Regions from separate parts of the Homo sapiens genome. Here region 1 is linked to region 2. A link is a loop called in an ENCODE intact Hi-C map of the cell type or tissue named here. Cell type or tissue: GM12878. All regions are shown on one strand. Links, peaks and the distances in the headings refer to the core of each region. The heading gives the core; the rest is flanking DNA.

Evidence for each region. Hi-C counts contacts between places; a loop is a spot of excess contacts. Peaks named below come from ENCODE experiments on the same cell type or tissue, not always from the same donor. Only the 100,000 strongest peaks of a DNase experiment are listed, where the experiment ranks them.
Region 1: a loop joins it to region 2, with 2.6 times the contacts of the local background. A loop is called at or near these places in 2 of 110 quality-filtered maps.

Annotation. Positions count from the first base shown.
Region 1 is chr15:50,482,423-50,486,823 of GRCh38, reverse strand. It overlaps USP8 (ubiquitin specific peptidase 8), which reads right to left. Exons shown (of 20, transcript NM_005154.5): 12 at 2,463-2,549. Among named protein-coding and RNA genes, the nearest start is that of USP8, 60 kb to the right of the region's middle. RefSeq lists a silencer at 2,645-2,747. In GM12878, for the core only: no CTCF peak of the experiment used is centred there; a DNase peak (open chromatin) is centred at 1,883; H3K4me3 peaks cover 287 bases; H3K27ac peaks cover 228 bases.
Region 2 is chr15:50,357,094-50,361,494 of GRCh38, reverse strand. GABPB1-AS1 (GABPB1 antisense RNA 1) reads right to left here. Exons shown (of 1, transcript NR_024490.1): 1 at 3,183-4,401. MIR4712 (microRNA 4712) reads right to left here and starts at 1,166; the gene lies at 1,085-1,166. In GM12878, for the core only: a CTCF peak has its summit at 2,457 (motif pointing left); no DNase peak of the experiment used is centred there; H3K4me3 peaks cover 938 bases; H3K27ac peaks cover 146 bases.

The DNA of each region.
Region 1 (4,401 bases), core at 171-4,170, 130 kb before region 2:
TGAGATTTTAGTGCACCCATCACCTGAGCAGTATACACTGCACCCTATTTGTAGTCTTTTATCTCTTGCCCCCAAGTCCCCAAAGTCCATTGTATCATTCTTACACAACATGGTTTTAATGGGTTATGTGTTATGTTTAGTTAATCTTAGATCTAAACAAATAAATTGTATAAATTATTTGACTTCTGTAGTTAATGAACTTTTTTTGTATAAATATCAATGGGTTTGTTGTTGCTGTGGCTCTTTAACTGTTGCAGTCAAAAATAAGAAAACTGTGAATTCAGTCAGTCATTCTAGCCTTAATATATTTTATGTCATTTTTTCCCCTTTTGTTTGAGACAGGGTCTCACCCTTGTTGCCCAGGCTGGAATGCAGTAGCATGATCATGGCTCACTGTATCCTTGACCTTCCCAGGATCAGGTGATCCTCCCACCTCAGCCTCTCAACTAGCTGGGACTACAGGCAGGCGCCACCAAACCCAGCTAATTTTTTAATATTTTTTTCTAGAGACAGGGTTTTGCCATGTTGCCCAGGCTGGTCTTGAACTCCTGGGGCTCAAGCGATCCACCTGCCTCAGCCTCCCAAAGTGCTGGAATTACAGGCAGGAGCAACCATACCCTTTTTTCCCCCTCTTTCTGTGGAGAAATGGGGTCTTGCTATGTTGCCAAGGCTGGTCTCAGATTTTTTTAATGGCAAAATACAGCAGAATGACCTAACAAAAATTTAACATGTTAAATTCACATAGATTTAGATTGGATATGGAGTCAGTCCTCTGTATTCATCGGTTCTGCATCTGTGAATTCAACCATCCACAGATTGAAAATACTTGAAAAAAATAACTCTGGGTGTACTGAACATGTGCAGGCTTTTATTATCCCCTAAACAATACAGGATAACATCTACTTTCATAGCATTTACATTGTGTTAGGTATGTAATCTAGAGATGATTTAAAGTATATAGGAGGATGTGTATAGGTTATATGCAAACACTATACCATTTTATATAAGGGACTTGAGCATCCTCAGATTTTGGTATGAGAGGGAGGTAGTGGAACCAGTCATCTACAGATACCAAGGGAAGACTGTATATATATCCCAGAGAAGGCAGATCTATGGAGACAGAGTAGACTCAGTGTTGCCTGGGCTTTAGGGTAGACTAAATTGGGCATGGGGTCATTTTGGTGTGACGGCAATGTTCTAAAATTGGATTGTATTAATGGTTTCACAACACTAAATTACTAAAAAAAAAAAAAAAAAAAAAAAAAAAAAAAAATCACTAAACTGCATGCTAAAAATGGGTGAATTTTATGGTATGCAAATTGTATCTCAAGCTCTGAAGGAAAAACAAAGGCAAAGAAGCCTTTTTTTTTTTTTGAAATGGAGTCTCACTCTGTTGCCCAGGCTGGAGTGCAGTGGCCCGATCTCGACTCACTGCAAGCTCCGCCTCCCTGGTTCATGCCATTCTCCTGCCTCAGCCTCCCGAGTAGCTGGAACTACAGGTGCCTGCCACCACGCCCGGCTAATTTTTTTTTTTGTATTTTTAGTAGAGACGGCGTTTCACCATGTTAGCCAGGATGATCTCGATCTCCTGACCTCGTGATCTGCCTGCCTGGGATTACAAGCGTGAGCCACCGCTCCCAGCAAAGATGTCTTATACAAAGCCTATGTATTTAAAAAATTGTGATGAAATACACATAACATAAAATTTACCATCTTAACCATTTTTAGGTGCACTGGTTAGTGATACTAAGTATATTGCTGTGCCAACAATCTCCAGAACTCTTTTCATCTTGTAAAACTGAAACTCTGTACCTACTGAACAATAACTCCCCATTTCCCCTTTCTCCAGCTCTGACAACCACCATTCTACTTTCTGTCTCTATACATTTGCCTACTTTACAAACCTCATAGAAATGGAATCATTCAGTATTTATCCTGAAACTGGCTTATTTCACTTAGCAAATGACCTCAAGATTCATCCATGTTGTAACGTGTCAGAATTTCTTTCCTTTTTAAGGCTGAATAATATTCCATTACATGTACATACCATATTTGTTTATGCATTCACCTGCTGATGGACATTTGGGTTGCTTCCATTTTTTGGCTATTATGAATAATACTCTAAGAACATGGGTGTACAAATACTTCTTGTTTGCAATTCTTTTGGGTATATACCCTGAAGTAGAATTGCTGGATCATATGGTAAGGCCTAAACATTTTTTACTTTCATAAAATAAATAGAATACGCTGTCACACTTTAAACAGGAAGACAAACTATTTCCTTTAGCATATAAATGGATTGATCATGCAAAAACAAGCAAAACACCAGCTACCAAAGATGGCAACGATCCCCTTACACTGTAGATCTCATGATAAAAGATAGCAGTGTGGTAAGATAATCACATAGTTATAATCCATGTTTGGCTTTTTTTTCCAGTTTTTTCCTGCAATAAACTACTTACTTTATTTCTTTCGGTATCGTCTGTATCCTCTCTAAAAGTTCCTGTCCTTAGAATTCCACTTTCTGGTTGTCCTTTAATCTTAAATGGCTGTAAAATTATTAAAATTACAGAAGTGAAAGAAAACTTTAATTCTCCTCCCAACATAAAGCTACTAGCTAACACAACCGAATCTATGAGAATGAAAATGTAAAAGGAGAAAAAAAAGGCCTCTGAAAATTTTATTATATTTTACTGTCACATTCAAAATACTTAAAAAACTAAAGAACTCTGATGAATCAGTGAAGAAAAAAAAAAGATGAAAATCAAAGTGGACTGTGAAGCACTGGTTCACACTACATGGCCAAGTATAAAATGCTGATCATTAATGTATATTCACCATGACCTAATTTGAACATTATTCTTTTATTTAAATACTATTACGATTTTGGTTATCTTGAAAGGAGTTGTGCTTCAAAAAATTTGAAGTATTCAAGAGAAAGAAGAAATTAAGATACAGACCAATAGTAAAAAATGCAAAAATCTATATTCATATCTTCTTATAACATCACAGATTCTTTTTTTTTTTTTGGAGACCGAGTCTCGCTCTGTCACCCAGGCTGGAGTGCAGTGGCACGATCTTGGCTCACTGCAACCTCTGCCTCATGGGTTCAAGTGATTCTCCTGCTTCAGCCTCCCAAGCAGCTGGGACTACAGGCGCCCGCCACCACACCTGGCTAATTTTTTATATTTTTAGTGGAGACAGGGTTTTACCGTGTTAGCCAGGATCATCTTGATCTCCTGACCAAGTGATCCGCTCGTCTAGGCCTCCCAAAGTGCTGGGATTATAGGCGTGGGCCAACGCGCCCGGCCCGTAGATTCTTTTTAAAAACTCATTTTTGTTTTATATCTTATTTTAAAATAACTCTACTAAAAACTTTTTAAAATTAGTGATAATTTTAACAAAATTTATTCTAGAATAAATTACATATTTCTCCTACTTTTAAAAGGAGCACACAAAGAATGCAATCTTAGATGTGTAGGAATATTTGGCACCTATATACTAAATGACTCCACAAATATGAATGATTTAAGTTCTAAAGACTGCATGCCTCTAGTATAGCAAGATGGAAAAGAAGTGGCTTTGGAATCTCACTGTCTATGTGATCCTAGGCAAATACTTAACCTCTAAACTTCAGTTTCACTTGTAAATTAAATACCTTATGGGGTTATCATTAGGGGTAAATAAGACAATGCAGTGAAAATACTTGGCATATAGTAGCTACTCAATGAATAATACTTAAATTGTATCTTGGAGTGCACATGTTTTGCTCCTCCTGTGAATAAAATTAGAGAGTTTTAGTACATGGGCTTCATATCCCCAATTTGGGGTGTTTAGAAGGTTTTTGGATGGAAGCTATCTTTTTTAATAGCAGAGGTTACCAGATAAGTGTTCCCTGGATAAGAGCAGCTTGACTATGAATTAATTTTGGTAACATGCCTGAATTGTGTTTGAGAAGTATAGAAATTGACATTCTGTAAAGATGGTATCCCGCCTTCCATTAGAAGTCATTTCCACACTACTAAAAATGTTTTTTCCATTTATACATATGTAAAAAGGACCATAACTGTTCTTGGTATTATAAACATATACTTGGTGTTCAAAAGGAAAAGGCATTGTTAATGACATAATGAAGAAAAAAAGAAAAGCATAGCATTATTAGAGATTGAAAAAGAATAACAAAAAAAGTCCCCTAAAATTACGGCTATCAATTTTGGGTGTGTAGCCAAGGGCAAAATTAATTGGGTTATTTGCCAATATTATTTAAATAGATAAAGCAAGAAACAAAATGACACCGATCTGACCAAAAAATCACTATATGCAAAGATAAATGTTAGGCCATTTAGATGTCACTGATTTTGGATATATTCTAAACAGATATAAATTCTATCATACAAATAT
Region 2 (4,401 bases), core at 321-4,320:
TGACCAACATCTGGCATTTTCTGGGTTTTCCATTTTAGCCATTCTGTTGGATGTGAGATTAAAATATCATTTAGGTTTTAATTTGCATTTCTCTAATGATTAAATTAGTTGAGTATCTTTTACATGTTTATCGGCCATCTACACGCCCCTTTTATATTTTTTAAGAAACTAATATTTAGATACCCTTTTTTGTGAGGTGACTGTTTAAGTTTCTACCTTTTTTTTTTTTTTTTTTTTTGAGATGGAGTCTTGCTTTGTCGCCCAGGCTGGAGTGCAGTGGCACGATCTTGGCTCACTGCAACTTCTGCCTCCTGGGTTCAAGCAATTCTCCTGTCTCAGCCTCCCGAGTAGTTGTGATTACAGGTACGTGCCACTACGTCTGGCTAATTTTTATATTTTTAGTAGAGACAGGGTTTTGTCATGTTGGCCAGGCTGGTCTTGAACTTCTGACCTCAAGTGATCTGCCTGCCTGGGCCTCCTAAAGTGCTTGGATTACAGGTGTTAGCCACTGCCTGGCCTCTACCCATTTTTTTATTGGATGTCTTCTTTTTTATTGATTTGTGGGAGTCTACAAATTCAAGATAGCAGCAAAGAGATGTATTTCTATTGTAGACATGAATGCATTTGGCTGGGTGTGGTGGATTACATCTGTAATCCCAGCACTTTGGGAGGCTGAGGTGGGAGGATCACTTGAGCTCAGGAGTTTGAGAATAGCCTGGGCAACGTGGCAAAACACAGTCTCTACAAAACATACAAAAATGAGCTGGGCGTGGTGGTGTGCACCTGTAGTCCCAGCTACTCAGGAGGCTGAGGTGGGAGGATCGCTTGAGCCCAGGTTGAGGCTGCAGTGAGCTGAGATCACATCACGGCCTTCCAGCCTGCATGGGCGACAAGGTGAGACCTTATTCCCTCCACCTCCCCAAAAGATGAAATGAATTCATTTGTTTGATGCTATTAGAATACCAGTAACTCCCCTTACTTTGGCCCCAAATTCACAAATGAACCCTCCAAAAGGTAATGCAGTTAACTTCATGCATTCTCTTTAAACAATGTACTGAGTCTTTATGCCAGGGAATTTGGAATTAACAGATACAGTACAGGTCTCTCATTTCAAAGTAGTATTCCTAATCATGAAGGAAATGAGAGACCTGTACTGGAATCCTGTCTTTAACACCTTTGAGGATGGTGAATTTAGGTAAGTTATTCAACCTATTTTAGCCTCGGTTTCTTCATTGGAAAAATGGGGCAAACAATACTTATTTTACAGAGTTGTGAGGATTAAATGAGACAATATATATAATATGCTTTGCACAGTGGCTGGCATACAGGAAACGTTTAATATATGGTAGCTACTATAAACTCGGTTATTTCCGTGTAGCTTTCCATGTCTACATGGAGGGAGAAAATGAGCAGATGTCCATTATAATTTAGCTATTACAGTTTTCACTCTAAAGTAAAAAAGGCATTTAGATTTATATGTCTTCTGGGAGTTTGGTTCTTCTGACTCCCTTCATCTGTGAGACCATAGGTACTTTTATGTAATATGATAAAAATTATTAGAAAAAGAAAAAAACGGCCGGGTGCAGTGGCTCACACCTGTAATCCCAGCGCTTTGGGAGGCCAAGGCAGGTAGATCACCTGAGGTTGGGAGTTCGAGACCAGCCTGACCAACATGGAGAAACCCGTCTCTACTAAAAATACAAAATTAGCAGGGTATGGTGGTGCATGCTTGTAATCCCAGCTACTTGGGAGGCTGAGGTAGGAGTATCGCTTCAACTCAGGAGGCAGAGGTTGCGGTGAGCCAAGATCGCACCATTGCACTCCAGCCTGGGCAATAAGAGCGAAACTCTGTCTCAAAAAAGAAAAAAATAAACTAAAAAGGAAAAAAGGGCCGGGCACGGTGGCTTACGCCTGTAATCCCAGCACTTTGGGAGGCTGAGGCAGGCGGATCACAAGGTCAGGCAATGAAGACCATCCTGGCCAACATGGTGAAACCCCGTCTCTACTGAAAATACAAAAATTAGCTGGATGTGGTGGTGCACACCTGTAATCCCAGCTATTTGGGAGGCTGAGGCAGGAGAATCGCTTGAACCCAGGAGGCAGAGGTTGCAGTGAGCCGAGACTGCACCACTGCACTCCAGCCTGGCGACAGAAAAAGACTCCCATCTCGAACACAAAAAACAAACAAAAAAAGGGAAATAAAGAATATGCAAAGTACAATCCCTCAAATTTTTATTAGACCCACAGAAATAAAATTAGTCTGTTAAACTGCTATAAGTTTCTAAATTCTTACTTTCTGTAAATGCCTTGACATGGATGTGTAACAAAGGGCTTACAGACTGGCACTGCCTTGTGGACCACACTTTTGGTGAGACTGCTCTAGAGCGCTGACAAAAATCAGACTTTGAATCCACAGGGCTGAAGTCAAAGCAACTGAAGGGTGTCCTGACTCACCAGCTGGCCACCTAGTGGCCTCCTTCTAGTCATAAGCACAACCTTGTGTCACTCCTTAGTTCAAAAACCATCCATTATTCTGCCTGACTCAAGGGTAAAATCTCAGTCCTTTAATCTGACATCCAAGGCCTTCCAGAGCTGGTTCTAAACAACTTTTTAAGTCTGACTTTCCACTATCCTCTACTTCACTAGACTGCATTGTCCAATATGGTAATAACTTGTCCCACTTGAAATGCAGAAGTGAAATGAGGCTAATTTAGGAACTGAATTCATAATCCTAACTTTAATTTAAAATAAAATTTAAAAATATACACGATTCGATTACCGTAAAACTTTTAAGTATGCTTGGAACGACTTGGGTACGTGAATCTATTTTTTCAGCTGGAAATTTTATGAAATCAAGTACTGAGATATGCTATAAGTATAAAATACACACCAGATTTCAAATGCTTAGTTATGAGAAAGATAATGTAAAATATTTTTAATATTTAGTAATTTTTTATGTTGATCACATGTGAAATAATATTTGGATATGCTAGGGGTTAAAAGTGTAATTAAAATTAATTCCACCTAGACAACATGCCCCAAACCTAGGCATCACTATTGATTCCTCCCTTTCCTCATTTAATTGGTAAGCAAGATAGGTCAGCTTTTTGGATCCATCCACTTCCCTCATCTCTACTGCTACTATCCTAGTCCATGATACTCCATTTCTTTTTTTTTTTTTTTTTTTTTTGAGACGGAGTCTCGCTCTGTCGCCCAGGCTGGAGTGCAGTGGCACGATCTCGGCTCACTGCAAGCCCTGCCTCCTGGGTTCACGCCATTATCCTGCCTCAGCCTCCCGAGTAGCTGGGACTACAGGCGCCCGCCACCACGCCTGGCTAATTTTTAAAAAAATTTTTTATTTTGAATAGAGACGGGGTTTCACCATGTTAGCCAGGATGGTCTCCATCTCCTGACCTCTTGATCCTCCCACCTCGGCCTCCCAAAGTGCTGGGATTACAGGCGTGAGCCACCGCGCCCGGCCAGATACTCCATTTCTTAAATCCTTCAATGGCTTCCAGTGCACTTCACCTTCTTATTGAGGCTGAAGACTTCACCTCCTATCATTCCTTCTTTTGGTCACTAGATTTCGGATACACTGACCTTGCTATTCCCTAAACACAACAAATTTTTCACCTTAGGGCCTTTGCCCAGCTATTCCCTTTGGTCTCACACTGTTCTTGTCCTTTCTAATACCTTCTCAGTGAGGCCATCTCTGATCAACCAACCACCAAAAGTTTGCTCTCTTTTCCCCAGAGTAACACTTTATCCAATCAGCTTTTAATTTTCCTCACAAACTCTTTTTTTTTGAGGCGGAGTCTCGTTCAGTCGCCCAGGCTGGAGTGCAGTGGCGCAATCTCGGCTCACTGCAGCCTCCGTGTCCTGGGTTCAAGCTACTCTCCTGCCTCAGCCTCCGGAGTAGCTGGAATTACAGGAGCGTGCCACCATGCCCAGCTAATTTTTTTCAGTAGAGACGGGGTTTTGCCATGTTGGCCAGGCTGCTCTTTAACTCCTGAACTCAGGAGATCCACCCACCTCGGCCTCCCAAACTGCTGGGATTACTGGCATGAGCCACTGCACCCAGCCTTCTTCACGAATTTATGGGATATTCTCTCTCCTCTTATTTTTAAAACTTGTTTATATGCTGTTTCCCTCTAAAAAACAGGAGTAGGAACCATTTGTTTTGCTGCTGCTTTACCTATTTCAGTGTGTAGAACAGTACCAGGCACAGAGTAGGTGCTCTTCCAACAGTGTTGAATGAATATCTAATTGCACACTACACATATATGACTGGTTGGCTCACATGCACTTCAAATTTTACATGGTCAAAACAAAGACTTCTTCCTTCCCTAACATATATTCTCTTATTTTGTTTCTAATCTCAGTGAAGACATTACTATCCTC